3 separate regions of the Homo sapiens genome follow, and regions 1 and 3 are each linked to region 2. The links are chromatin loops, found by intact Hi-C in ENCODE. Cell type or tissue: PC-9. All regions are shown on one strand. Links, peaks and the distances in the headings refer to the core of each region. The heading gives the core; the rest is flanking DNA.

Region 1 (10,070 bases), core at 764-8,763, 58 kb before region 2:
TTAAATGGGTCTTAAGATGTTCCCAGCCATTGGTAGAGGGAGAGGTGCATCCCAGAGAGAAGGAACAGCATGTACAGGGCAAGGAGTCATGAGAAGGCGTGGCGATTTTGGAACAGATTTGTTGGGATATGGTGTGCATGTGGGCAGCAGGCAAGGAGGTGGGAGGTGAGGTTGTTGCTGAAGATTGGGACCACACGGCTGGGCACGGTGGCTCACGCTTGTAATCCCAGCACTTTGGGAGGCCGAGGTGGGTGGATCACGACGTCAGGAGTTCGAGACCAGCCTGGCCAAGATGGTGAAACCCCCATCTCTACTAAAAATACAAGAATTAGCCGGGCGTGGTCGTGGGTGCCTGTAATCCCAGCTACTTGGAAGGCTGAGGCAGGAGAATCACTTGAACTTGGGAGGCGGAGGTTGCAGTGAGCTGAGATCACGCCACTGCACTCCAACCTGGGCGAAGAGCGAGACTCCGTCTCAAACAAAACAAAACAAAAGATTGGGACCACATTCCTTTTACCCCAATCTTTAAAACCTTCTGAGTTTTTTTTTAACCCATTGAGTTTTACATTTTGTTTTATTTTCTTATTTTTGTAGAGACAGAGGTCTTGCTATGTTGCCCAGGCTGGTCTCAAGCTCCTGGCCTCAAGCGATTCTCCTTCCTCAGCCTCCAAAAGTGCTGGGATTACAGGTATGAGTCACTGCGCCTGGCCTGAAACCACATTCTTCGGACCCTTGAGTATCTCCCTGAGGAAAAGACATTGTATCCTGAGACCATTAGAAATTATCAGATACTTTTTAAATTGATTTTTTATTGTGATAACATACATAACATAAAATTTACCATGTAAACCCTTTTTAAGTGTACAGTCCAGTGGCACTAAATGCATTCAAAATGCTGTGCAGCCAGCACCACCATCCATCTCCAGAACTCTTTCATCTTGTAAAACTGAAACTGCACCCATTTAACACTAACCTCCGATGCTACCCTCCCCCTAGTTCCTGGCAACTGCCACCATCCTACTTTCTGTCTCTATCATCAATGCTTTTAAGCCCGAGGGGCACCTGATGGGATTTTTAAGAAAAGTCCCCCTAGCTACATTGTAAAGGATAGGTTGGAGGATTTGGGGTAGGAGGCGGCTGCAGAGAACTTCAGAGGTGATGATGACAGTGGCAGTGGGGTGGGGGGGTGTGCAGGAGGGTGGTGAGAGAGATTGCAGAGATATTGATTAGATGCGGAAGTCAAGAGGCATCCAAGGTCACTCCAAGGCATCTTTTTATTTTTATTTTTTTTTATGTTTTTGAGACAGAGTCTCACTCTGTTGCCCAGGCTGGAGTGCAGTGGCGTGATCTGGGCTCACTGCCACCTCCGCCTCCTGGGTTCAAGCAATTCTCCTGCCTCAGCCTCCTGAGTAGCTGGGACTACAGGCACGTGCCACCATGCCCAGCTAATTTTTGTATTTTTAGTAGAGACAGGATTTCGACATCTTGGCCAGACTGGTTTTGAACTCCTGGCCTCAAGTGATCTGCCCGCCTTGGCCTCCCAAAATGCTGGGATTACAGACGTGAGCCACTGCACTCAGCCTGAGCCGTCTTTTTCTATTTTATTTTCACAATGTTAACCCCCACACCCATTCTTGTGTGAGACAGAGAGGCGATTATGATCGTACAGGAGTTTTACATAATCCTCTGATCCTATCAATTCATAAATATTTCAAAATTACAGCCTATTTAGATGGTGAAGGACATCCTCCCATATCATTCCCGTAAGATGTGTGAGAGGACTTTAGGGCAAATTTGACCATTGCATGCTCTAATCCATTTTATAAAAGAGAAATCATTTACAAAAGTAGTTTATGGTCATAAAATGAGCAATGACAATTCAGAACAGATCCTGTGCTAAGAAAAATTATCTGAAGCTTGCATTCAAAAGACAGCTGACTAAACACAGGATCTGAAGTGATCAGAAGACCTGGGTTCCAGTCCAGTCAGCCACGAACTCGGTGACCCTGGGAGAGCGGCTTAACTTCTTTGCATCTCTGTTTCCTCTTTAGCACAGCGGTTGCTGTGAGGATTAAATGAGATGCTTTGTGTAAAGCCCTGTGCAGCGTGTGACCCACAGTGAGTGCTCAGTTCATAGTGGTTGCTGCTGTCTGTTATGATAACACTGATCATCATCATTATCTCCAAAGACTCATTCAGCCCTGACGCCCTGCGCTTTGCAGTTGTTCTTTTTTTTTTTTTTTTTTTTTTTTTTGAGATGGAGTCTCACTCTGTCCCCCAGGCTGGAGTGCAGTGGTGCGATCTCCGCTCACTGCAAGCTCCGCCTCCCGGGTTCATGCCATTCTCTTTCCTCAGGCTCCTGAGTAGCTGGGATTACAGGCAACTGCCACCATGCCCGACTAATTTTTCATATTTTTAGTAGAGACGGCGTTTCACTGTGTTAGCCAGGATGGTCTCAATCTCCTGACCTCGTGATCCGCCCGCTTCTGCCTCCCAAAGTGCTGGGATTGCAGGAGTGAGCCACTGCGCCCGGCTAATTTTTTTGTATTTTCAGTAGAGACGAGGTTTCACCATGTTAGCCAGGATGGTCTCGATCTCCTGACCTCGTGATCCGCCCGCCTCGGCCTCCCAAAGTGCTGGGATTGCAGGCGTGAGCCACTGTGCCCGGCGTGCAGTTGTTCTTGAGAGGGAGATGGAACTGTCCATTCCTGGTTGTTCTGAAGAGAGTGTCCCACCCTCCCTGCGGGGCCTCCCCTGTCCCTGTAGACTCAGCCTCAGCTTTTCTGGAGCGTGACATTTCCGCCAGCCTCATTCTCTTCCTTTCTCACTTCTCCCAACTTACTCTGGTCCCAGATCACCCTGCCTAGTCTTCCTTAGCAGCTGTGCGGTTTCCTTTTCTACCCCCGTGATTGCCCAAATCTCCTCTGAATCTGGGCGCACCGGAGGTAGAGAAGGGGTGAGACCCTCTCCTCTCTCCTCTCTCAGGCCATAGACCCATCCCTGAAGCTCCTCTGCCCCCCTCTCTGAGCCTCAGAGCCTTCCTTGCCACGCGGAGCTCCCCTTTGGGTGCCCTCTTGAAAGCTGTGTTCTGGGTACAGAATCTTGTCTAGAGCCTCAGATAATGGGACTTTCCCTGTGGGAGGCCAGGCTGAGGGACACCACTGAGTTCTGAGGGGGCTGCTGGGCTGTGATTAGGTGCAGGGCTGACATCTGTATTTGAAACACAGAGTGGGCCAACGTGAAGTCTGTTGATTGAGAAGAGACACAGGTGCTAGAGTGAAGGTGCGTGGATTGGAGGCATCTTGGAAACCCACACAAGAGGAAACGGCTCTAGCCCGGACTGTTCCCACAGGGCTAGGCTCTCCCTACCCAAGAGAGAACCCATGTGTGTTTCTTCTTCGCAGTGTGTAGTTTAAAATCATTGGCTTTGTAGGCAACAATCCACAGGGCTGGGCACGTACCCAATTGACTGATTGGTAGGAGAGTCAAATATTTGTTGATGGAAAAAGCTTCAAGGTGCGTTTAGAAATTGCTCATGAAGATAAACATCTATTTGGAAGTTACTTTGGTTGTGAGGCTTGAGATTTTATATCACCGTATATTTTTAGGGTCCTTTACATTTTTCAGTGTTGTTGAAAAGCAATTTATTGTTCACCATGTGCCATGGTAGTTCCCCAACTTGAAGGCAGAGACTGTGTTTCTCCCAGCACCTAACAGAGTGTTGAATGCATAGTAGATATTCAACAAATATTAATTTCAAGCATCTTTTGTAGCACAAATTATTTAATCTAGATCATTAACCTCAGAAATTCCAACTTAGTCACCTGCCAGGCCTAATTCCTCGTTTCAAGTAAGTGAGACACCGCTTGGGGCTGCCTGCCATCAGTGCATGCTGTATGTGCGTGGCTGCCTGGATTCCAGTGTGGCCAACTGATGATGATTGAAAAGTGAGTATCCAGCAGGCCTTGCAGGGACCAATGTCTCATCAGAGACCCTGTTCACACATGCTCTTCACTTGGTGACCGGTTTTACAGGTTTCTGATGATAGCAAATATTTGTCTGTATTTCCTGGTGCGGAATTCTAGGCTCCTGACAGCTTTTGTGAAAAAGCATAGGCAGGAAAACCACTGTGTACTCCAGAGTTCTTCGAAAGTGAGTTCATCGCTGGCCAGAGTTTCAAGTACAGAGTCATTCTCTTGGTTAGCGTAGAAGTAACTGCGCTACAGTAACTGACCAACAAAAGTGCCTTCCAGTTCAAAGTCTTGTTTAGTCTCACTTTGAGCCCTCCGTCACTTGGATTAGGGGCCTCCCTGTCATTGCTGGAAGGAACTTCAGGAAGCATCTCTTCCAGGTCTTTACCTAAGGGCCGATGTGGACGGTGTGTGCCCTGGACAGGTGTGTGGGTTGTGAACATACTGAAATAGGTGCTCCCATGAGTAAAGAGCTGCTGTCCTCAAGCATCGTGCATGCCCTCCTGTCGCTCCCATTCTTTCCTGGAACCCTATAAACTCTCCACACCCTGATCTAGCAATGAAAGGGTCAATGCCTGGCCCAGCCCTGGGGGTGGTGGGTGGGGGCCTCCAGCTCTGCTGCTGCTGGGACTCTGCCACGTTGGGTGGGAGGTGAGGTATTTTGACTGTCACTCCTGGCAGTGGGGTTCAGACTCAGTGCACTGCAGAGCTGCATTGATGGGTTCCCAGCGAGAAAAGCTGTGCGAGGACGTGGCTGCTTCAGGAGAGTGAAGTGCTGCTCGGGCTAATCCTGAGGAGGCTGAGAAACTCAACACATGGCACGTGAGTAGTGTTTGTGGCTCTACCTACAGAGAGCCTAGAGGTTCTGGGAGACATAAGTGGAAGGAGAGGCAGATGATGTCACTCCCGCATATGCACCCCTTCCATGGCTTTTCACCTGCCCAGGATAATTAAACCCCTGGGCGTGGCATCAGGCCCCCAGTCCTGGTCCTTGCCCGCCGCTCCACTTTCTCTGGCAGTCCCCCTGTTCACCAGCCCCTCTTCCGCCCTCCTCCCTCCCTGCATCATGCTCTTCCCTCTACCTGGAATGTCCCACTCTTTGTTACTGACAAGGGTCCACTCATCCTTTAAGACCAAGGTTCTCGGCCGGGCGCGGTGGCTCATGCCTGTAATCCCAGCACTTTGGGAGGCCGAGGCGGGTGGATCATGAGGTCAGGAGATCGAGATCATCCTGGCTAACACAGTGAAACCCCGTCTCTACTAAAATTACAAAAAATTAGCCAGGCATGGTGGTGGGCGCCTGTAGTCCCAGCTACTTGGGAGGCTGAGGCAGGAGAACGGCGTGAACCTGGGAGGCGGAGCTTGCAGTGAGCTGAGATGGCGCCACTGCACTCCAGCCTGGGCGACAGAGCGAGACTCCATCTCAAAAAAAAACAACAAAAAAAACCAAGGTTCTCCTCTTCTAAATTTTCTCCGACTCTTTTCCAAACAGCCCTGACCCTAGGGCCACCACTGCCCACCACTGTGCTTTTGCAAGGTTCAGGAGACACCCAGAGAAGAGGCGCGGCAGAGGCAGCCCACCAAGGGTGCAGGCTGTTCTTCAAGCTCCCTCCCCTGTTCAGCGAGGGCCGGGACAGGGCACCATCTGCACAGTGTCTGCCCTCGCCCTGCCCCTTGCTCTCTCATTGCATGCTGGCACCTGGTGGACCTCAGCATTGCATTTCCTGCCGTCCCTTGCAACCATGCGTTTCCTTCTGTGCTTCCTCCCACTAGCCCATGAGCTCTCCCAAGGCAGGGGCTGTGATGTTGGTTTCTGTATCCCAAGCAGCTGTGATAAGTAATGTGGATCCCATGGTAAGCTGCCCACAAATGTTTTTTTTAAAGGAGAAAGAGAGCTAGAGGGGAGGAGAGGGAATGGGTGGAGGAGAACTCCCTATAATCTGTCTACTCCTCCGGCTCTCCTGGTCCTCTGGGGCAGTGCTGCTTTAATGGATAATGGCAGCAATGGAGGAAGAAGAGGAAGGGAGGGCTTGGTGTGTCCTGGCTGTAAAGAGGGCTCCTCACCAGGCTCTCGCCAGCGCCCAGCCCCCGTAGAGCCAGCCTCGTGTTTAGTTGCAGGGAGAACGTATCTCTGGGGAGTGTTTGGGGAAGGGATCTCCCGGATATAGGACAGCCTGGATTCTTCAGGGGACCAAAGCCCCCCCAGATAGGATGTCCGGCACATCCTCGGGCCTTCTCAGAGGAATAAGGTGCTGTGAGGCATGTTAGAACCATACCCATCTTCCTGAGCATGGTCCCAGGCTGGGGCCACAATGAGGAACAAGGAGTCCCTGCCCTTGGGGAGTCCCAGTTCAGTGGGGATAAAAATCAATTACAGTACAATTCTGTACACAAAGGGAAAAAAGTCTCCACAGTGCTGAGGCAGCCCCAGAGAAGAAGAGATCAATGCTGTTTGGGAATGGAAACTCACTCATAATGTGCAGGAAGGGAGGTCAGGAGTAAATGACACCTACCTTGGGTTTTAAAGAATGAATAAGGGTTAGGCAAGCCAGTGCAGGATGGAAGGGAATTTGAGGCAGGAGAAACGGCATATGCAAAGACATGAAAAGCAGCATGCGCAGGAAGATACAAACAGGGAGATAATGCTGGGAGCTTCAAGTACCAGGGAGGGAAAGTGAGAGATGGGGCAGAGGAGGTGGGTGGGAGTGACAACACAAAAAATGGTAAATGGAGCCCAGAGGGATCTAGAATTTACCTGTTACCTTCATTCAATTTACAATCACTTATTAAGCTCCTTCTATATGCGAGATATTTTTCTTCGAATTCTCCCAGCAATCCTTATTCCCCCTTGTCACCAAGGAATGGGCACACCTTGGACACCACATGTCATCTGGACCCACTTTATAGAAGGGGAAACTGCAGCTCAGACTAGGTAAATGTGGTATCTGAGAGCTCCCAGTTGGTTAATGGCAGAACCAAGACTTGAATCCAGATCTCTCAATTTCCCAGTCCTGGCTCTGGTTCCAGACCCTTGCACTATGTGGTAAAGCAGGCCCTTCAGAACTGAAACCATTTCTTATTTATTGAGACCTGAAGTGGTATGTGAAATGATACTCAGGTCAAAGGAATCCAGGATCTCTTTTGAAGCTCTGAAAATCAAAGAGACTCATGATTTGGTAAAGAGACTTCCATCACACGTGCATAAGCAGAATTCTCTGCTTGAAAAAAAAGATGGGTTTGGGGGCTTGTAAGCACCTCCCTTTATGTTCCTGTGGTTGCCCACTTCTGAGGCTGGCTTGTCAGTTGCTCAATAGTGGTTCCAGTTTGCAAACGGTTCACCTTCAGGGTATTGATCCCTCTCTAGTTCTCTCATTGATGTCCCTGTCATTGAGTGAGCTGTTTCAGCAGTACTCCTGTTCTTTTTCAAAGTCACCTTCAGATGCCACTGATTCCATCAGCATTCTTTGCGAGCTGCGGCCTTATTGGTTTGCAAGGACGGCAAATATTGGGAGTTTGGAAACAGCATGCTCCTGGCTTTCCCGGGGAGGGCTGGGCCCTGCAACCAGGTGGGCTTTGCTGAGACAGGAATGAGTGGCAGAAAATGACTGATTGTCTCTGGGTTACAGCCTCAACCGCTAGGGATCCCTTGGCTTTTTGGGTGCAAGTCCTCCCTGCAGGACATACAGACTGCATCTTTCTGCCTCCCTACCCCACCCCGTACCCGCTGAGTGCTATCTTCATAACCGGGAGGCTGAGCTGGAAGTCAGCAGGCAGCCCCTCTGGCCAGGCAGTGCAGGATGCGATGTTCCAAACCACACCCAGATCTGCACCCTGAGGCCCCTCGTTGTGTGGGGTAGTGGGCAATGCCCAGGTCTGGTGTCAGACAGGCAAGGTTCACACCTCAATGCTGCCATTTCCAGTTATGTGACCTTGGGAAGGTTACCTGCTTTTCCTGAGCCTTTATTATTAAAAATTTATTATGAAATTTCATTTCAAAATGCACTAACATGGTAGCCACTAAGCACACGTGGCTATTGAACGCTTGAAACGTGATGAGTCTGCATTGAGATGTGCCGCGAGTATAACACACCTGGATTTCCTCCCTCCCCAGGTGCAACAGTGACCCGTGACGCAGTAGGGAGGGCTGTTTTCCATGCCCAGTGAGGCCTGCTCAGCTCCCATTAGGCCTTTATGGATGGCCTGCCTCCCAGCTGGTACCTGGTCCCGTCACAGTCCCAGGACTCTAGACCTCGAGGCAGCCAGGTGGGTGCTACAGATGGTGACCTCTCGGTGGCACAGCCTGGCGCTGCAGCAGAATGCAGGGTTGGGGGCGGGGTGAAGAATGGAGTCTGGATTGTGCCAAAACAGGAGTTTCTATGTCTGGTCCTGCCACCGACTGCACCTGCATTGCTGCGTGACCTTGACAGCTACTCCTTCCACACCTGAACGTCCTCATCTGGAAACTGGACTTGCCTCCTAGGGTTCCTGCAAATATAAAATGAGCTAATGCCTTTGAGGTGTTTGCTATTGTCCTGGCACTTGGCAAACACATGATAAATATTAGCAATCACTTGCGAGGGGGTGTGGGGTTCGGGGGAGCTTTGCCCCTCCTCCCCCTCTCCAGGGCTGAGCAGCAGTGAAGAGCTTTCTGCATAAGAGAGAGCAAGAGAGATAAATAAACCCACATCTTCCTCTGAAAGAGGCTCCTGCTGGCTGGCTGCTCACCTGACCAAGTCTCCCTCCCAGCCTGTCTTCACTCTTTGGTCCACCCTCAAGGGAACCAGGTCACACAGCCTCAGCACTTCCTGCATGCCAGTCTCTAGCTGGTGCCTTCCACTGGCTGAACCCCATAAGAAACTAGAGGGCGGCCGGGTGCCGTGGTTCATTCCTGTAATCCCAGCGCTTTGGGAGGCCAAGAGTTCAAGTCCAGCCTGGGCAACATGGTGAAACTCTGTCTCTACAAAAAATACAAAAATTAGCAGGGTGTGCTGGTGCTGAGCTTGGCAGGTGGAGGTTGCAGTGAGCTGAGATGGTGCCACTGCACTCCAGCCTGGGCAACAGAGCGAGACTCCGCCTCAAAAAAAAGGAAAAGAAAAAGAAAAAAAAAAAAAAGAAAGAAACCAGGGCCAGGCACGGTGGCTCACACCTGTAATCCCAGCACTTTGGGAGGCCCAGGTGGGTGGATCATCTGAGGTCAGGAGTTCGAGACCAGCCTGGCCAACATGGTGAAACCCCATCTCTACTAAAAATACAAAAAGTAACTGGGCATGGTGGTGCGCACCTGTAGTCCCAATTACTCGGGAAGCTGAGGCAGGTGAATCACTTGAACCTGGGAGATGGAGGTTGCAGTGAGTTGAGATCACACCACTGCACTCCAGCCCAGGAGAGAGAGTGAGACTCCATCTCAAAAAAAAAAAAAAGAAAGAAAGAAAGAAAGAAACTAGAGGGCAAGGGATGCATTGATGTAGCTGGTATGCCCCAGCCTCTCTGGGCGTAGTGCAGGGTGAAGAAGGGTGGGGACAGCACTGGAGGGGCATAGCACCTGTCCTCTGATCCAGATGACAGAGAAAGAAGTCACAGTCTAAGGGTCAGAAAACCTGAGCCCTACCCCCAGGGTTTCCCCTGACTGATTGCGTGAATGTGGGCAAGCCCCTGGTCTGCTCTGAGCCTTCGTTTTCCCATCTAGAAAATGACAAAGTTGGAGCAGTGACATCCAAGTTCCCTCCAAACCTAACACACTGTCTTTTACTGACACTGCTGCAGATGAAGTAACAAGGCAAAACTATGTTTGCCATTAGCTCTCAGGGAAATGCAAATGAAACCTACAATGAGACACCACTTCACACCCACTAGGATGCATCAAAAGACAGCTACATATCAAAAAGACAGATCATAATGTGTTGATGAGGATGTGGAGGCACTGGAGCCCTTGTGTGCTGCTGGTGAGAATGTTAACTGGGGCAGACACTTAACAGTGGCTGGAAAATTGTCTAGCAGTTCCTCAAAAGGCTAAACAGAGTTACCACATGACCCTGCCATTCCACCGCTGCATATATTTCCAAGAGAAATGAAAACATATGTACACACAAAAACTTGCAC
Region 2 (10,070 bases), core at 1,425-9,424:
CCTGAGAAGAGACCTCCAATCTTCTCCTGGGGAGGGAAAGGGCAGGTGCTCATGAGTGAAGAGGGGACCTTGGGACTCAACTACTTTTCTGGATCCTTTGAGTCAATCCTCCTTATTTTAGTAACCCGTTTACTTGAGTGCCAGAGGTTCTTGATACTGTTGATTTCTTGAGAATTCCAAGGTGTGCATCTAGTTGGTTCTCAATTTTCTCTAGTGTGGGTTGGAGATTTTGCTTTCTGGGGCCTGCTAAGTCTGTTACCATTCTTCCATCTGCTTGCAAACATCGTGGTCTGCTCTCCTGTTATTTGTGTGTGTGCACGTATGTGTGTGCATGTGTGTGGTTGGATGTATGTCTGTGCATATGTGTGTGTGTGTGTGAATCTGTTTACTATCATTCTGGTGGACTTTTGGGAGGGAGTGAAATGAGATGTTCTGTCTGCCACCTTCCCCAGCAGCCTGGTTTCAATATTATGAACAAAGTCCAAAGGCCTCAGAGCACAGAGTTCACGCCACGAACCACCCAGTGGTTTTTCCATCACAGAGAGATGGTGAGCGCCTTTTCAGGCTGGGGGAAAGAGTTTAGAGAGAGTCTGAAAAGGAAGTAAGTGGGTTGCTATTGTGAGTCCCTGAGAGAAGGGTCAGAAGGCTGGCGAGGGTGAGGGTGGGAGCAGCACAGACCCCAGGTAGGTTGAGCAGGTGCTCTGCACGCTGTCTGGGACTCTGGGAGGAGAGGGCTGTGCAGGGCCTCTGTGCTGTCATGGAGCAGGATGGCAGGGAGACAGGGTGGCATGGTAGGAACAGCAAGATAAGGGCCTGAGAGATCCCTGCTTGCCGAGCGTTCCACAGCTGAGTGTTCCAGAAGACCGAGGGAGGGGACACCAAGAGGAGAAACTAGAAAACCAAGCAGAGTGAGCCCCACCTTAGGCTGAGGCCAGTGAGGGCAGAGGCCAGTGCCGGCATCAACAGGTGGGGACATACACTCTCCAGGGCACCAGATGACCCTCAGGAGAAGAGAAAGGGGACCCAGAGTCATGAAGCCATAAAGTTGTCAGAGCTGGGGGACCTGTAAGAAACATCCAGTATCCCAATTTTTATTTATTTATTTATTTATTTATTTATTTATTTATTGGGATGGAATTTCACTCTTGTTGCCCAGGCTGGAGTGCAGTGGCACAATCTTGGCTCATCGCAACCTCTGCCTCCCAGGTTCAAGCGATTCTACTGTCTCAGCCTCCCAAGTAGCTGGTATCACCCGCCACCACGCCTAGCTAATTTCTGTATTTTTAGTAGAGAAGGGGTTTCACCATGTTGGCCAGGCCGGTCTCGAACTCCTGACCTCAGGTGATCCACCCACCTTGGCCTCCCAAAGTGCTGGGATTACAACAGGCATGAGCCACTGCGCCCGGCCCCAGTGTCCCCATTTTAAAGAGGGGATTCGGGGGTTCAGAGAGGGAAAGAGACTTGTCCCAGGCTGCTTAGTCAGTGCAAGACACTGTTCTTTTTGCGATGTCCCTGAAGAGGGTTGATAGAGTAATGGTTTACTCATCCAGGAGTCCTATCCTTGGACTGACCCGGTTCTGTCTGTCCTGCTCTGTTTGTCTAGATCTTCATCAAAGTTATTTAGCTAAAGCTTATTTTCACCAGTTGCCCCAAGCATACGTCAGTATGGTCACGTGACTATACAAGGAGCTATTCTATATGGACCATAGGGGAGGGGCAGGCGTTCACCAACTGGAGGAGAAAGGACATCTGCAGCAGAAGGTGTTCAAAGGTGTGCACAGAAGTGAGGAGATAACGAACAGTATGTTTGGGGAACATAACTACCTTGGAGCCAGGATCTCACATTGTTCAGCATCCCGAGTGACACACTGAGTGGCCCGGGGCAGAACCGTGTGTTCTCGAGCTGTATGCATCATCATGGGCCCACCTGGGGGGACTTCTGATCTACACTTCTGCAGAGAACGTTCCCTACAGCCACGGACCAAGGCATCTGAAGAAGGCACATGCCTATCTGTGACTGGTTCCACAGTGACTCATCAGGTCTTAAGTTTTTTTAAAAAAGGCTGACTGAGGAGGTTTCCAGACCTGCACTTTTCCAGATGGTTCTGTGGGCTTTGGCCTGAGGTTGGGCTGAACCCTGCTGGAACACGGGCGATTGGAAAGGTTCACCGAAGAGTGAGAACAACTCCAAACCTTCTTCTACCCACCCCTCCAACATGAAAAAGTAAAAAGACTAGGAGAGGAAATGGAAACTCTAGCACTTCTCTTTTGGTGAAACCTTATGAAAATAAGTCAATTTCTTGCCTTTGTGCTTCCTTTGGAAAGACTTTTTAGCCTTTGGAGTCTGATGAAGCTAGGTATGAGTTTGGCCCCACTGCTGTCTGGCTAAGAGATCTTGGACAACTTACTTAACTTTTCTGAGCCTCAATTGTTGGGAGAATTGAGACAATGTAGGTGAAGTGCCTTCTGGGTCTATACTTGAGGTAGGATAGGGTTTAATATCAGTGTTCCTCTTCGTATTCCACTAAGGTAGCTTTTTAGCTTTCTTTGACAAGTCAGTTCTCTAGTTCTCCGTTTTCTCACTTGTAATTAGGACATCGGATTGGACATTCTCTAAGTTCCTCTCAGCGCCAGTATGCTATGACATTTTTTCTAAAATAAGGTTTGTGGACTACTTAGAACAGAATAACTTTAAGTGTGTTTTAAAAACACAGATTCCTGGGTTCCTCTCCAGACCTGCTGAAACTTGCACTTCCCTTGTGCTTCCTCATGCTTGGCAATCTCTGTTCTGTTTTACATCTTATCTACCTTGCCCATCTTTATAACTCAATCTAAAATCTCAATGCTGGGCTAATGGTAGGGCCTCAATATGTCCTTGATTACTACAACTCGCTGCCTAGACTGGGAACTACCTTTGCTGCCATCTTGGTTTCTTCGAGGGTCAGTCCTCTTGTCTTCAATATGTGTAGTGATTCCCCCAAAATAGAAGACAGCTCAGGTCAGAGAAAAAGCCTGGGCATCTATGAGGATGAGTGGGAAATAGGGAGTCTGGAAAAGGAGAGTTTTGGATCATGGACCCTCAGAGGCTCCTTCCCAGTCTGGAATCCTGAGACTCTAGTTTCCACTGAGGGAACTGATTCCACTGTGCTAGTTCACATCACCTCCTCTGTTTGTCAACTCCCAGCTTCCATTTCCAGTTTATTCCTTTCTCTTCATTACTACCTATGTGACAGACTGGTGCTGTGAGATTAGTGTGTTTCATGCGCATCCATTCTTTGTTACATCTTGAGATCTACTCTTATTTGTGCTCGCATAACCCTAGTCTATCCCCCGAACTACTGTCTGGAATCCCTCTGCAGGACCATTTCACAATTTATTTATGCCTTCTCCTATTGATGGTTATGTACATGGTTTCCAGTTCTTCCCTATTACAGACAACACTGTGATCACCCCCTCATACCTGTTGCCTTGTGTACTCAGGTACAAGCATTTATCTAAACACCTAGAAGGAGCCTTGCTGGGTTACACTTGCAGTTTCCCTAGATACTGCTGAATTGCCCTCCAAAATGATGGTGTCAATTTACACTCCCATCCATTGTATATGGGAAGACCCATTTCCCTCAACCTTTCCAACACTTGATGTTGTTAGACTTTGTTTTGCTAATCTGATGGGTGACCGTGGTATCTTGTTGTAATTTGCCTGTTTCTGATTCCTAATTCTGTTGAGTAAACCCATTTGGGTTTCTTCTACTGTAAATTACCTAGTCATATATTTTGCCCATTTGTCTGTTCCTTGTTATTTTATGGGAGTTCTTTAAACATCCTTGATACCAATCCTTTGTCTATCATGTTTTGCATATATTTTCCTCCAATCAATACTTATGTTTTAATTTTGTCTATGGTGTCTTTTATCGGTGACTTTTGAACAGGGGAGTTACACAGGGTTGAATTTTGAAAGACCTCTCTCTTAAACCAGAAGTGTATTGATAGAGCATATATAGATCCACAGAGCAATAAAACAGAGAAAAGACCTGTGCATATATGGGAACTGAGTTTACGATAGAATGGCATCATACATCAGAGAGGAAAGGACATACTATTTGATAAATGGTATTGAAGCAATTAGCTATTTATATGAAGTTTTAAATTCTGATGTGGTCAAATTTGATAATTTTTTTAGCCTATAATTTTTGCTTCTGGTGTCTGATTTAAGTATATTTTGTCTATGCCAATGTCATAAATATTGTCTTCAATGGATGTAGTGATTCCCCCAAAATAGAAGACAGCTCAGGTCAGAGAAAAAGCCTTGTAGTGAAACTACAAGTCTATGCTTGATTTAAATTTTCTTCTAATTATTTTACAGTATTTTTGTCACATTTAGGTCTTGAATTTATTTTTGGATATGGTGTGAGGGAGGGATATAATTATACATTATTTCATATAGATAACTAATTGCTTCAATACCATTTATTGAATAGTATGTCCTTTCCTCTCTGATGTATGACGCCATTCTGTCATAAATCCAGTTCCTATATATGCATGCGTATTTTCCTGAACTCGATTCTGTTTTACTGCTCTGTAGGTCTATATATGCACGATCAATACACTTCTGGTTTAAGAGAGTGGTCTTTCTAAATTCAATCCTGTGTAACTCCTCTGTTAAAAAGTTATCAAAGTGTTCAGTCAAATGGTCCTTTATCATCTAATCCCTGCCTATTTTTGGCCATCTTCTCTCTCCTGTCTTTCCCCAAGTCCCTGTGGCACTATCAAAATCATTTACCCTAGGCTTTATCTCAGTTGATCTACTTGCTGTCCTTCCAACCCATGCTGAGGTTTTGCCTTCCTGCCTTTGTACACATTGTTCTCTCTGCCTGGAATGCCTTTCCTACTCATTTCTTGTCTGATGAAGTTTAACCGAAATGCTTTTTCAACACCTTTCCCAACCCCCCAGTTGGGGTTCTCCTAGGTGCTCCCCAGCACTTTGCTCATCTCTACCATGGCTCTCCAGATGTTCTACTCACCTAATTTAGGACTCTAGTCAGGCTCCTCCACCCGATAGGCTAGGAGAGCTTCCCAAGGGCAGGAGTGCATCTAATACATTTCCATGTCTGCCTTCCCCTAGTCACCCACCCCAGTTGACCTAACTTGTGTCTGGCATGGAGCCAGGCAATAATAGCTGCATCCACTGAATACTGACTATCTGCCATCTACTCTCCTATTTCATACTTATGGCAACCTTTGAATGTGGTAGAATAATTCCCATTCTTCAGATGAGAACATTGAGGCTCAGAGCGGCGATGTAGCCTGCAAGGGCACATAACTGGAAGCATCACAGCTGAGATCCAGACCCCAGTCTTTCTGACTTTAGAGCCCATGCTCTCCCACTACAGTCTACACTGGGGCTCAGTAAACATTTACTGAGTGAAAGAATAAATACGTGCAGAACCCAGCCAACAGAGAGCATCCCCGGAGGTGGGGCCAGGGCCCCAGGCACTCAGAGGAGGCAGGCCTCTGGCAGTAGCTAAGCAGATTCCCGTCTCAGATGTCAGCCCTGCCCACCCTTCTGTGCCCCCCCACCCCCCTGGTTGGTGTTTGTGGGACAGTTTCCACTGTGTTGCCTGGGAAACGAGGCATCCTGCCACCACCACTCCCCACCTCCGGGCTGCCAACACCTACCACGCCCGGCTTGGGGGTTTTGGCTGGTTTCCCTTGTGTCCTAGTCAGCTTGAGAAACCCTCGGATGCACTCGCCACTTTTACAGTGTGGCTTTGCTCATCTGGGTGGGAGGTACTGCCTGGGGTGAGCTCATCACCTCTGGTTCCTCAGTGCCACCCACTGATGTCTCTTGGCACTGAGTTCTTACAACTTGTTCCAGGGGATATTTGGTGGTTGATGGTCACCACCCATGTGTCATGGTCCCTGAGCATCCCCCGCCACCCCACTGCTCCCTATTTTGGCAGTTACTGTCACCCTCTAGGGATGCAGGGATGCAGTTTACCTATCTAGAGTGCGGTGATCAGGTGGGGAAGTACAAATGGCAATTGACAGCTAGAGAGCTTGAAACCCTCCCACTTGGCTCTGCTCACCCTGGACTCTGGGAGACCTCAGCTGCCCAGCAGTGGAGGCTGGGGCAGCAGAGGGGCCAGACCTGGGAGCCCAGAAGCCTGGATCTGAGTCTGACTCACTGCTAGCCTTTGACCTTTGGAGGCTTGGGCAAGCTGAGGAACTTCTCTGGTCTTAATCTCCACCCCCTGCTGGAGTAGGTGAGGTCAATGAGTGAGCGCATGTAACTTCCTCTTGGTAAGCCCTGGGTTCCTGGAGACAGGAGAGGGAGGGTGGTTTTCCAGGGGCATTTGTTGACATTTCTAGAGAATATCTGAGGCTTCGACAAAATCAGACCTCAGAAATGTGGGCCTGCCTTGCTGTTGTGGGGGATGGTGGCTGGAAAGTGGGGAGGGAGATGAGACCCCAGCTTTCTCTGGCTGTGGCCTGGGCAAGGCCCCCTACTCCCTGCCCGTGCTCCCTGTCTGTCCAGTAGCAGGCTCATGTGTGACTCTCTAGGGTACATGGCTATGTATATTCCTAAATCAAATTAAATCCCATTCCCGGCTGGGTGCAGGGGTTCACGCCTGTAATCCCAGCACTTTGGGAGGCCAAGGCAGGTGGATCACGAGGTCAGGAGATCGAGACTGTCCTGGCTAACACTGTGAAACCCTGTCTCTACTAAAAATACAAAAAAAAGCCAGGCGTAGTGGTGGGCGCCTGGAGTCCCAGCTACTCAGGAGGCTGAGGCAGGAGAATGGCGTGAACCCGGGAGGCGGAGCTTGCAGTGAGCCGAGATCACACCAATGCACTCCAGCCTGGGCAACAGAGCGAGACTCCGTCTCAAAAACCAAAAAAAAAAAAAAAAAAAATCAAATTCCTGCCCCCTACATCCTGCCATTTGGGGGACTTGTAGTATCAGTTATTCCTTGGTTCTTCCCTTCCCTATACCCCCTGTAATGTGCAAAATCCAAGCTGGTTCCTGCTAAGACACCCACTGCCCCAGCTCCAACCTCAGGCCCTGAGGAGAACTTGCTGCTTCTGAGCCTGTAGCCTGGGGCCTGGGGGTGATTGATGACCAGAGACCCTGGACCCTGAGCCCAGCCTCCCCTCCTCAGCATCATTGTCATCAGGCAGGTTGAGGACCTGCCAGTCATATGGCCTGATTGGCTCTTCACCTGCTCCCTAGGCGCCTGAAGCCCCCTCCCCTCCGCTCCAGAAGACATAGCACATGGGCTCCCCAGCTCATTCAGGCTGTTAAGGAAACAAAGGTCAGGGAGGAGCGAGGCTGTAATGCAACCTTCTGTGGCATAGGACAGAGCCTGGCTCTTCTGATGGGGGCAGCAGGTAGGGATAAAGCAAGGGAGAAAACCGCTTTTTCCACGTCCTTACATCTAGAGCCTCTTTCCATGAGGACACCCCATAGCCATGGGATGCAGAGAGCAACAGTTTACTTCCTCCACTTTTTAGCCGAATGAGTTCACCAGCCTCAGCTTCACCAGATGTCAAACGGGGATGATGGTCAGGCCAACAGGCTAACTCGGTGGGGTGCTGATATGGTTTAGCTGTGTCCCCACCCAAATCTCATCTGGAATTGTAGCTCACATAATTCCCATATGTCGTGGGAAATACCCAATGGAAAGTGATTGAATCAGGGGGGCGAGTCTTTCCTGTGCTGTTCTCGTGATAGTGAATAGATCTCACAAGATCTGGTGGTTTTATAAAGAGCAGTTCCTCTGCACATGCGTCTTGCCTGCCGCAATGTAAAGCATGCCTTTGCTTCTCCTTTGCCTTCTGCCATGAGTGTGAGGCCTCCCCAGCCATGTGGAACTGTGAGTCCATTAAATCTCTTTCCTTAATAAATTACCCAGTCTCGGGTATGTCTTTATTAGCAGTGTGAGAACAGACTAATACAGGTGCTATTTGGCATTTTGAGTGGGATAATTTTAAAATTGTGCATCTTACCCATTTCGAAATATTTAGCATGGGTACTAAATATCAGTAACACCCCCGGTCACTATGACACCAAAACTAAAAAATTAAATGCCCTCACATAGCTCCAAATGCCTCCTAAGGTAAGGGCAGTACTATCCCCAGGTAAGAATCGCTTTAAAAAAAATTTATATTGGCCGGGTGCGGTGGCTCACGCCTGTAATCCCAGCAATTCGGGAGGCCGAGGTGGGCAGATCACAAGGTCTAGAGATCGAGACCTCGTCTCTACTAAAAATACAAAAATTAGCTGGGTGTGGTGGTGGGCACCTGTAATCCCAGTTACTCAGGAGGCTGAGGCAGGAGAATCACTTGAACCTGGGAGGTGGAGTTTGCAGTGAGCCAAGATTGCACCACTGCACTCCAGCCTGGCCGACAGAGTGAGACTCTGTCTCAGAAAAATAAATAAAACAAAATAAAATAAAGTAAGAAGGCGGTTTCTTAAAGCAAATGTACAATTCAAATGAATTGATTGAGCACCTGTGCCAGGCCCTGGGCTTTGCCCTGGGGAATCAAAATGAATAAAACATAGGCCCTGCCCTCAAGGGGTCCCCAGCAAGAGACATGTCCCTAACAAACATCAGGGCCTGTGATGGGTCTAAGGGACACGTAGGAAAGGGTGAGATTGTGCAGGAAGGGAGGAGGAATCCAAGCTGGGTGGTCAGAGGCCCACAGGCAGTTCAAGGGGATTTACACGCAAGGACACAGAGGGTGTGTTCTAGAGGCGAGGTTCTGCAGGAGGGTGAAGGGCAAGGAGGATTTGGGTCTGGAGGGCCAGTGGGGGCCAGAGCCCCGACGGCTTGAGGTCAGCAAAGGCTTGACTGTGAGGTCCTAGGGAGCCATGCAGAGTGTAAGCCAAGCTGGTGGGTGAGCTTTGCATTTCAGGACTGTTGCACTGGAGCAGTGTGAGGCTAACTGAGGGGGCTGGGCAAAGGCTGGTCATTCGTCTTCTGCCCCCACTACACCTTGAAGCCCCAAAAGGTAAGACAGTGCCTTTCTTGTTTCCTCAACATGGAAAGGTCATGTTGGTCATGACCTTCCAAGGTTGTGACCAATCACTCAGTAGGTGATGGATCAGTGCTTCCTGTCCTGAATGCATGCATGATGGAGGAATGACTTTTACATTTAGGCCAACATTTTCCAAAATGTATTCCCAAACCAAAAGAAGAATAGCTGATCAATTTCCCAAAGGAGGATAAACATACCAGGCATTCACTCACTGCCATCTGGGCCAGGCCTCACAAGCATGATCTCTTCCAGTTTAATGCATACAGCAGCCCACCTAGCCCCACTAGACAACTGCAAAAACTGAGGCTCTGAGAATTTAATGTCTCGCCAGAGACATTAAAGGTCATGGTAAAGACAAAATTCAAAAGCAGATGCTGTTATATCAAGTCAAATGCTTTTTCTAACACAGTGTACACACGCACAGAAATAAGCTAATGATCAGTCAGGGAAAACATTCTGCACCTTGTGTGTGTGTGTGTGCGTGTGTATTTGCAGTCGCCTCTCAGGTTTTCCATGGAACTGTTGTGTAAATGGAGGTGGCTGGCTCAGGAGCAGCCCTGCAGGATTCACAGGGGTGAAGTGTCAGCACGGGCAAAACCAAACACATCCAGAGAAATCCGAACCAGCTCTGTTTGCAAAGAACAGAGGCTGCTCAGCTGAGGCAAGAACACCACTGTTGTCTGCACTGGCTTTCATCTGGAATGTCTTTAAATAAAATGATTTGCACTCGGCCAGGCACAGTGGCTCATGCCTGTAATCCCAGCACTTTCGGAGGCCGAGGCGGGTGGATCTCCTGAGGTCAGGAGTTCAAGACCAGCCTGACCAACAAGGTGAAACCCCCGTCTCTACTAAAATACAAAATTAGCCAGGTGTGGTGGCAGGCGCCTGTAGTCCCAGTTACTTGGGAGGCTGAGACAGGAGAATTGCTTGAACCCGGGAGGCGGAGGTTGCAGTGAGCTGAGATCACACCACTGCACTCCAGCCTGGGCAACGGAGCAAGATTCTGTCTCAAAAAAAAAAAAAGATTTGTA
Region 3 (10,070 bases), core at 742-8,741, 51 kb after region 2:
GGCCTTCCCTTCTCGTCCTAGTCATTTGTTGAGCATTTACATGCATTGCCCCCATTTAATTCTCGTAGAGCGTGGGAAGTAGTTTTCTATTCCTACTTAACAGAAGAGGAAATGTTACAGGAGGTATTTCAAGACTTACTCCAGGTAAAGCTGTTTGCAAATGACAGAGCTAGAGCTTGGTGGTCCCAAAGCCTGTGTCATGCTGTTCTCACTGCCTCTGTGCCCAGCCTATGTAGGGCAGGGAGAAGAACACCAGGGTGGCATTAGGCAACTCATGGGTGTCTGGAGAATCAAACAAGGCAATATATACCTGATGAAAGGAGCCTCAGAAATTCAAAGCAAGTGATTGCTTTCATCTAGGATGGTCCAAGAAGTCTTTCTTGAGCTGGATCATAACAGATTCAGACATGGAGAGGTGGAGAGAAAGCTGTGGGGCTGATCGTGGGGGGTAGGGGCAGCAAGGGGATGGGTAAGGACAGATCAGAGGAGGTGGAGGGGATCAGTAAGAGAGGGGGCTGGTGGCCTGGGATGGATGAACGCGAGCTTGATTGCCAAGTTGAGCAGTTTATACTTATTTCAGTAGGATATTGGGGAGCCACCAAAGTTTCTTCAGAGGGGAAGCTGTACAATAAAGCTTCACTTTAAGAAATGAATTGGGAGTTAGGGGGTGGCAGGCCTGGAGACTGGGAAACTGGTTAGGAAGTTATTGCAACTGCTTGGGTGAGAAATGCTGAGGACCTGAAATAAGGTGATGGAGGGGAGACAGGAAGGTCAGCAGGAGCTGGACGCCTGATTGCATGGCAGGGCACGGGTGGCTGGGAGGACCCAGCGGGGCATGTGGACAAGAGAGAAGTCACGGGAGGCTGAGAGGACCAGCTATATGGCTTTTAGCATTGGAGTGGCCACGGGGAGTTTTAGCTAATTCATCCTGCAGGTTCCCATAGGTTCTGCAAGGGAAGCCCAACTGGCCTGTGATAGATACCTGTCTGGAGCCCAAGCTCTCCAAGCTGTCTCCTGGTTTCCAGGAGAGATCAGCCCTTGCCCCAGGCCTGCTACATTGGCTTTCGCTTTTCCCAGTTTAGCCCCAGAAGTGGTGGGAGCAGATGCTTTGACCACAAACTAGAGCCATGAAGCCAGTTGTGGTGGCATGGAATGAACTGGGGAAGTATTGCACCTGTTCATGGAACAGGTGGGATGAATGAACTGAGGAACTGGCCTCAGACCCGGGGAAGTATTGCACCTGTTCATGGAAGATGATCAAAGAAGCGGCAGGTGCATTTTCTTCCTCCTTTGCAAATGGCCAATCGCCCTGAGTTTTCCATGAAAGAAAGGGCCACGGACAGTAATGGTGCAGCTCTCAGACTCTGGACCCCAACTATTAGAGTTGGGCCCAAATCCCAGCTCTGCAGGTACTTGCTGTGAGACTTTGGGCAAGTTACTTAATCTCTCTGTCCATCAGTTGCTTCATCTGTAAAATGGGGATAATACTGGTACGCACCTCCATGGACTACGGAGGATAAGTGAGTTAAAACACAGAATGCTAATCGTGCCTGGTATGTAGTTGGTGCTTAATAAATAAATGTTGAATGAATTAGTTTTTTAGAATGAAACATCCCAAGGAGAAAAATCAGAGGTGATTTTTTTTTTCTCTTTTGCATGTGAAATGGAAAAATCTAGATAAGAAAGTGCCTAGCTTTGTTCTGGCCATATCACAATAGTCCATTTGAGTTGGGGGAGAGGGGAGTTACTGGAGGGAGTACCCTAAAAACTCACAAAAAATGATTTCCTTTCTCTGCTTGTTGAAATTCTCCCTTCAAGGCCCAGTTTAAGTGTCACCTCCTCAGAGCAGCCCTCCTTGGTTTCCACCCTTCCTCACCCCTGTCAGACTCGTGGCTTCCTCCTCTATTCTCCCCAGTGTTCAGCATGTAGGTTGATGGTAGCACTCACTAATTCTGCTTTGTTTTACCTGTACTCAAGTTCATGGCTGTCTCCTCTCTGTGGTGGAGCTTTGGGTTGGACGGGTCTGGGAAGTCCCACCTACAGCTGACAGGCTGGGCTGGGCTCCAGGCCATCACAGGTCCCCCATCAGCAGCTCTCTCAACCCTGGCCTTGTGCCTACAGACCAAATGTGGCCAATGCGTTGAATTAGCAGCACTTTCAGGATCAAATCACAAAGCAACTCCTTCCTCTGTCCTGATTTAGTCAGGGGAATCACCTCTTCTCGGCCACTGCTGCAAACTCAGGCAATCCTATTACGTTTCTGGTTGCTCTTAGTTAATAAAAACTGTCTCACTGCAGGAAGGTTAAATGTCCCGTCCTGAATTTGAGTGAAAATGAAGTCTTCTTGCCTCTGCTGTCTTGAGCTTGCTGCAGGTAGGAAGCCTGCAGCTGGGAAGGGGCTTAGCTTTTCCCTCCTTCCTCACCCAGCTCACTGTCCGCATGCTACTCAGACATCCCCGCATCTGACCCAGCAGACCGCTCCTGCTCCTGCTCCTGCAAGTGTCTCCCCTGGCTCCTGTGAGGCCCACTGGCCTGGTGTCCGCTCTTTCTGAGGCTGTGACATTGGAGCTGTCTCTTTGGCTCTTCTCCGTCCACACTCTGTCCCTGGAGAGCTGCACCCCAGCAACATTCCCGTCTCTCCCTTCAACCCAGATACTCCCTGAGCTCCAGACTGTAGTTTCCAATGTTGTTTTCCAGTGTTCAACCTGACAGCGGCCGTTGGCTCCAAGGCTTCCTGAACTCAGTAACTGCCCCACTTAATTGCTGAGATGAGAAACCCCTGGTGGTGCTTGTTTTCTCTCTTTCGCTCCAAATCCATGCACAATCTAGCCCTGAGTTCTGCAGGCTCTGCAGCAGTGGTTCTCAGCCCAGAGGGACCGTGGCCCCCAGGGCACATTTGGCAATGTCTGGAGACATGTTTTATTGTCATAATTGGGGGTGGGTAGGGCTATGGGTTTCTAGTGGATTGGGGCCAGGGATGCTTCTAAATACCCTACAGTGCACAGGCCAGACCCCACAGTGAAGTGTCTTCCAGTCCAAAATGTCGGTAGCAGCGCCCCAAGAAACCCCGCTCTGCAGCCAGAATATGCACCCTGCACCCTACGCTCCTCCCGCCTCCACTGCCGTGGCCCGGCCAGACCCACGTCTCCGCTGGCCTGAGTGACTGCAATGGCCTCTTCCACTCTTGCCCTCCAGCAGACTGGTTTCCACCACGCAGCCAGCAGTGCCTTCCTTCCTTCCTTTCTTTCTTTCCTTTTTTTTTTTCTGAGACGGAATCTTGCTCTGTCACCCAGGCTGGAGTGCAGTGGTGTGATCTTGGTTCACTGCAACCTCCGCCTCCTGTGTTCGAGCGATTCTCCTGCCTCAGCCTCTTGAGTAGCTGGGATTACAGGCGCGTGCCACCATGCCCAGCTAATTTTTTTTGTATTTTTAGTGGAGATGGGATTTCATCATGTTGGTCAGGCTGGTCTCGAACTCCTGACCTCGTGATCCGCCCGCCTTGGCCTCCCAAAGTGCTGAGATTACAGGCATGAGCCACGGCGCCCAGCCAGCAGTGCCTTTCTAAAGCATGAGATCCTGCCCTTCCCCAGCCTAAAACCTTCTGGTGGCTTTCAGATGAGAACTGAACTCATCCTTGGCCAACAAGGCTCCGGACAGTCCCTGCTGCCCATCACCCTCCAGGCTCAGTCTCGGGCACGGCTGCCCTGGCCGCTCTCTTGTCCTTTGCTGGGGGACTTTGCTCTTGCCATCCCATGGGCTTAGCATGCTCCTCCCAGACCTCAATGCACCTCCTCATCTCTCAGGTCTCTGCTCCCATGACCCAACCTCAGGAAGCTGGGGGTGCGGTGGGCGGGCTGTGGCCCAGGGCAGGTTTGGGGCTGTGCTTTGTGACTCAGCGCTGGTTCACTTCTCTGCACTGGGGTGTGGTGGGGGTGATGCTGCTTTTAGTCAAAGCAGCTACAAAACTCCGAGAGCAAGTCGGCCGTTTTCTACATCTGGGCTGGCCGGGCTCCTTCTCGGATTTATCACAGGCGGGCAGCCGCTGACCCCTCCCTTTGCTATTGGAGGTGAGGAGAAGGAAGGGGACACGGGCCCTGGGAACTCGCCCCTGCTGAGTTACTCTACTTTTGGCAGCCTGAAGTTCAGGCTCCTGGCCCAGCATTGCAGGTTCTCCACTGTCAGGGTGGACCCCAGGCTCAGAACCCTCATCAGCTCAGGGCTCTACCCCCGCCTGGAACCGACCCACAGACCTTCCCTTCCGTCCCTTGGCTCAGGACGCAGGCCAGGGCAAAAGTAAGGGGCACAAGTGGGGAGAAAACCTGTGGAGGTGCCTGCTTGGTGCAGGCTCAGGCAGAGGCTCTGGACATGACACTTCCCCTTTAACTGACTTATCACGCCCAACTTCCAGGCTGTGTCATGCCCATTATGCAGAGAAGTGAAATGAATCACAGAGAGTTCATTAACGGGACAAAGCCTCGCAGGGGAACAGGATTCAGTCGTAGAACTCAGGCCCAAATGACTCCGCAGCTGCTGGCACACCACGTGTGCAAGTGCAGACACACACACACACACACACACACACAGCCTGCCTGTGCTGCTGAGGATCGCGATAAGGACCAAGACCAAGAGAAAGAGTAGCCAAGGGGAGAGGGAAAGTCCTTTGTTGGGACAGTCCTGGTGGCAAACGGCATTTTGGCTGAGAAACCCCTTAAGTTAGATTTGACACCATGACTTGGGGTGGGGGGCACAAGCTTATCTCAGAGCCATCAACTCCCCCGCTCTGGGGTCTGGTTAATCTGTGTCAGGGACACAGCCCTGTGTGCTAAGAGGGAAGCTGGCCTTGTGTATGGGGCGGGCCGGGCACCCAAGGGCCCCGTGGCCCCCCCTTTTCTTCCCCAGGTGGCTGCCCCGCCCCAGAGGCGCTCCTGCCACCCGCCCCTCCGACGGGGGGTGCCTCCAGCCACTTGTCCACAGCCTCGGGAGTCCCCACAGCAGAGGCAGCCGTGGGAGGGTGAGTTCTGAGGAGATTGGGATCCTCTCCAGGGATGAGGGAGCCGGGCTGGAGGGGCTCTGTGGGGAGCGGGGAGACTTCGCTGGGGGACTCTGCTCCTGCTGATAGAAGAGAAGAGGAGCGCGCTATGGGCGTCTAGTGACTTGAGGCTGATAGAAAAGAAGGGGCCCCTGGCCAGGCTCCATGCTGAGGGCCGGGCGTGTTTGCTGCTTTTGAAGACAGAGAGCCTGGGGCGGGGAAGCTGGCGGCTCCTTCTTCCTCCCTCAGCTTGTCCCTTGCCCTGACCGGACACCCGGTGGGGCTCAGAGTTAATGGGGTCACAAGAGATCTACCAGCTCAGGAAAGAAGAAGGTGAGCAACAGGGACAGCTTCGGTTCTCCCATTCGGGGCGGGGTGGCCTCGGGCAGGTTACCCCATGGCTCTGCTCCTGAGCCTCCTCCCTGGGAAACTGGGCCAACACCTCCTACCTCACGGGCAGGCCGTGAGAACCAAACCTCGGAGTCATTCGCCACCAGGAAATGCAAATGAAAGCCACAGTGAGATGCCACCACACGCCCACGGCGACAGTGACAGACAATCAGTGCTGGCCGGAACGGCAGCTGCCCCCCTGACCTCCCCACTCCTCTCTGGCGGGAACGGAAAACAGCATAGCCCCCTTGGAAAACAGTTTGACCATTTCTCAGAAAGTTCCACGTCACCTCCTTATACTAGATGGGAGAAGAGTGTGTGAAGAATGATTCCATTCAGATGTTTCTAGAAAATGCACACTCATCACAGTGACAGAGGCAGATCAGAGTCTGTCTGGAGAGAGAGGGTGGGCAGGGGCAGGAGGGACGGGCGACAGAGGGGCACATGGCTTCAGGGGGCGGTTTCACAGGTGTAGACATGTCAAACTCATCAAATTGTACTGCTTCATTAAATGTCAGTTATACCTGGGTAAAGCTGTAGAAAATATCTTTTTGGAGGCAATAAAGGGTGGATTTACACTGAAAAAAAAAATGCAAGGCAAGTGAGGCACCTGGCACAGGACTGTTCAGTCAATGCCGACTGCTGAACATGTGAGCCCAGTTTCTCGCAACTTCCATTCATTCTTTCCTCCCAGAACATGGAAACGGAGCAAGGGGAGGGACAGGAGCTCTCAGTCCTGCCTTCAGGAGCGCCCAGAGACACGCTTCACAGAACTGGGTCGGGGTGCTAGGGATCCAGGTCAGGAGGGCCTCGCAGATGCCCAGAAGGTTCGGAGGAAGCAGCTGCAGTTTCCGGAATGTGCCAGGCTCCCTGGTGCTTCTGAGCGTCTGCAAGTGTGGCCCCCCTGCCTGAAACACCCCCACCCTCCTGCTGGTCTGGCCACCTCCCAGTCAGCCTTGTCCAGTTACCTTTTCCTGCCTCACTTCCCCACAGAGCGAGTGTGGCTCCTCTCAGCTCTCCCAGCCCCTCACCCTTGAGCCTCTAGTTTGGCAGCTGTCACACGAGCTACAGTCACGACTGGTCTGTCACCCATTGCAGACGGGGCTCCTGGAAGGGTGATGCTACGGCTCCCCCGGCTTCTAGCACGGGGCCCAGCACAGAATGGGAGCTGAGGAAATGTTTGCAGCAAGAGATAAAACTGCTTCACAGTGTGTGTTATGAGTTGAACTGTTTCCCCCAAAAAGATATGTTGAAGTCTTATGACCTGAATTGTGTTTCTCCAAAATCCATATGTTGAAGCCCTAACCCCTGTACCTCAGGATGTGACTGCATTTGGAGAAAGGGCCTTTAAAGAAGTAGTGTAATTAAGTTAAAATGAGGTCATGTGGGTGGGCTGTAATCCCATCTGCCTGGAGTCCTTACGAGAAGGGAAGATATGGACATAGCCATGCCCGGAGGAAAGGCCAGGTGAAGACACGGGGAGGAGACGTTCCTCTGCAAGCCAAGGAGAGAAGCCTCGGAAGAAACCAGCCCTGCGGACCCCTTGGTCGTGGACTTCCAGCTTCCAGAACTGGCAGAAATGCATTTCTATTGTTTAAGCCCCTGGGTCTGCAGTACTTTGTTATAGCAGTCCCGCAAACGAATACAAAGTCCTAACCCCCGGTGCCTCCGAAGGACCCTTATTTGGAACTAGGTCATTGCCGATGTGATAAGTTAAGATGATGTCATACTGGAGTAGGGTGGGCCCTGATCCAATATGAATGTATCCTTATAAAAAGGGGAAATTTTGACACAGACACACACACAGGGAGACCGCCACGTGGACACGAAGGCAGAGATTGAGGTGACGTGTCTAGAAGCCCAGGAATGCCAAAGGTGGCCAGAAAACCACCCAGAGCTGGGGAGGCCTGGAATAGAGTCTCCGTCACAGCCCCAGCAGGAACCATCCCTGCTCACACCTTGATCAGAGACTTTTGGCTTGCAGAACTGCAAGGCAGTGAATTTCTATTGTTTCAAGCCACCTAGTTTGTGGTACTTTGTTAGGGCAGCTCTGGCAAACTAACAGAATATGGGAGATTAAAATATCATCCCACTACAAGTTCATCCCAACAAGGGGTTCTGTCGGCGGCAGCACAAAGCTACCATGAAAACACCTAATTATGAGAAATGAGCTCCCAGACCCCCCTGCCCGTCACTCCCTGCTCTTATCAACTTCTGCCCCCTCCACTCACACGGACAACTGGTTTACCTGTCTGTGTCGCCCCCAAGCCAGCCACCCCCAGAACCATGCTCTGCCCATTGCTGGGCTCAGTAAAAACTCTCACTTGCGGCTAAATCACCCATCCAGAATCATACTCTGCTCCCTGAAATCCCAGACCCAGGCTGCACTGAGCCCTTCCACACGGGTACAAGAGCACATTTAGACCAAATTTCAGCAGGTCCAGGAAGGCCCTGGATGCCAAAGTTGGCACCTTCTGGTGCTTCCCGACATGCCACCCGTGGCTGACTTGCATTCTCTGCCTTGGCTGGTACCTGTCCAGCTGCACACCTGATACGCCCCAGCTCTAAATAAGGAGAGGAACTAAACCCAGCACTGCCCTGTGGCAAGCTGTGGAGAAGGAATGGGAGCGGGTGGAGGCGTACCTTCCTGCTCCATGGACGTGTGGTTAGGAAACACCATTCCCGGCCAGGAGCAGAAGCTGGGCTGGGGTGAGCCGAAGTCTCGGCCAAGACTCCTTGACCTTTAGGGAGTGCCTGAGACGCTACACAGCCAACAAGCTGCTGGGCCAGGGACAGTTGCAGAACCAGGATTGGCCTACTTTAGCCCCCTGCCCAGGGCTTGAATCCCCTCTGCAGTCTCCCTGCTTAGGGGACACCACTGTGTTTGAACACCTCAGCTGATGTGGGACTGCTGGCATCTTTCCTGCCTGGACCTGAGAATGGCTGGCCAAGGCTGAGGCTTGGAGTGGCTCATTCCCTTCCAAACTTGCCCATATCCGTGCAGTGGGCCACAGTTCCTGTCTGGGAGCCCCCCACTCCTGCAGGTCCTCCTCAGCAGCCTTCCCCATGGCTCTGTGTAAAATTTCACCCCCACCCCTTTTTCCTGCCATATTTCTCTTCTTGTCACTTTCCACCCTCTAAGTCCTGTTTGTGCATTTAACTGATAGCTTTTGGTCACCGTCTGTCTCCCCCCGTAGAGAGGCCACCCTGGGAGGGAGGGTTTATTTGGGGGCTCGGGGTTGCTACAGCAGGCACAAAGTCAGCAGCTGTGGCCTGACCGAATAGAAGAGAGGCTGGAGTGTTAAGCGGAGGCGTTTCTGCAGTGGGGCCACAACCACGCAGGGCTGGCTGGAGGGGGCTGGGCGGGGTTCCTACAGGGAGGTGATGGGTCCCGGTAGCTGTGCCGGGTCTCCTGCAGAAGAGGTTGCATTTCAGATCCGTGAGCTTCCCCTCATTCCAAACACTGGCTTCCTCCACTTCTTTTTCCTCCCCTGGGAATAATTGGAAAAATGATTCCTAAGCTGTCAGGAGAAAATAAAGAAACCATAGCGACCGATTCGCAGCCTCTCCTAAATCAGCCAAATGAGAAATAGATTTGGAACCACCTCTGGAGGGGGCGGCTAACATCTCCAGGAAGGCGACAACCATAGATTGTGTTTCAGCAGGCGGGGAGGGGCAAGGCTGGGGGTAAGCTGCCGAAAGCCCGCCTCAGCCACCCGCTGTGCTTCCAGTCCCTTCCCTGGCTCAGGGCTGGCTGGAAAGACAGAGACGTTTCATGCGGGGCTCCGCAGATGGCAGGCGTTCCACACCCATTCCCTCACTTCTCTGGAAATAGCCCCGGGAAGTAGGCAATGTTACTGACTCCGTGTCACAGACCAGGAAATGCAGACCTGCCTTGGCCGCAGAGCTGGTTCATGGGAGGGGGATGGAGCCAGTTCTCACGCTGACATTGGCCTGGTCCCCACAACTGTGCCTTTTCTGTTGTGTCCCCAGAATTTTAACATTCTCCAGCCAGACACAGGCCAAGACCGACAATGCTTCACTTGGTGAAGACCATTTTCTGTTCCTCCAGCAGCCTCCGTGACCTCGGGTGGGCCATTCGGTCAAGTAATCCTGAATTTACCTCCCAGTAACATTGTGTCTTTGAGCCGTCATCAGGCTTCTTTCAGGGTAGACCCACGGGACTGTGTAGAAAAGGGCTTGAAGGAGGAGATTTGTGCCGGAGCCCCTGGTGCTGTCAAAGTCAAATAAAATATACAGACAAATCTCTAAGTTTAAAATGTTTTATTTGGGGAGCAAGAATTTCAGTTTGGGGCATACACACAGACTGGGTGGTCTTCAGTATGTCCAAAGAGCAAAGAGAAGGTTGTAGGTTTCATAAAAATGAGAAATGTTATGGATTGTTAGGAAAGCAAGTTCATTAGCACTAGCAACGTTTTGGGGATCCGGCAAGCTCTGATTGGTGAGTGGGTGAAACTAGTCTTAGATTTCCGCAGGTTGTTTCTGTAGCTATTAGATCAAACCGGTTTCAGGTTGCAACACTTGTTCCAGCAGCCAGGGTTGGAGACAGTTATACTCTTGGAGCAATGTTACGTGGTCCAAGTGCTTTTTCCTGTGGTCTCATAACTCTGCTTGGCTATGACAACAGTGA

The links. Peaks named below come from ENCODE experiments on the same cell type or tissue, not always from the same donor. Only the 100,000 strongest peaks of a DNase experiment are listed, where the experiment ranks them.
Region 1: it touches region 2 in a loop (4-fold over the local background); 28 of 110 quality-filtered maps call a loop at or near these places.
Region 3: a loop joins it to region 2, with 8 times the contacts of the local background. A loop is called at or near these places in 12 of 110 quality-filtered maps.

The regions. Positions count from the first base shown.
Region 1 is chr2:9,640,770-9,650,839 of GRCh38, forward strand. It overlaps LOC105373418 (a long non-coding RNA gene), which reads left to right. Exons shown (of 4, transcript NR_187866.1): 2 at 595-688; 3 at 8,083-8,234. Among named protein-coding and RNA genes, the nearest start is that of YWHAQ, 15 kb to the left of the region's middle. RefSeq lists enhancers at 1,004-1,053, 8,302-8,811, 9,543-10,070. In PC-9, for the core only: no CTCF peak of the experiment used is centred there; a DNase peak (open chromatin) is centred at 4,052; H3K27ac peaks cover 1,121 bases.
Region 2 is chr2:9,697,659-9,707,728 of GRCh38, forward strand. The region is part of intron 3 of LOC105373418 (a long non-coding RNA gene); the gene reads left to right. Among named protein-coding and RNA genes, the nearest start is that of YWHAQ, 72 kb to the left of the region's middle. In PC-9, for the core only: a CTCF peak has its summit at 6,061; DNase peaks (open chromatin) are centred at 1,993, 5,683 and 6,233; H3K27ac peaks cover 2,515 bases.
Region 3 is chr2:9,748,902-9,758,971 of GRCh38, forward strand. LOC124905969 (a long non-coding RNA gene) reads left to right here and starts at 3,931. Exons shown (of 3, transcript XR_007086205.1): 1 at 3,931-4,067; 2 at 4,900-5,362; 3 at 5,490-5,952. LOC100996549 (a long non-coding RNA gene) reads right to left here. Exons shown (of 3, transcript XR_241267.4): 3 at 9,689-10,070. RefSeq lists enhancers at 1,824-1,903, 2,204-2,273, 4,166-4,952, 4,953-5,739, 5,637-5,786 and 2 more. In PC-9, for the core only: no CTCF peak of the experiment used is centred there; DNase peaks (open chromatin) are centred at 3,870, 4,450, 4,880 and 5,400; H3K4me3 peaks cover 2,640 bases; H3K27ac peaks cover 3,412 bases.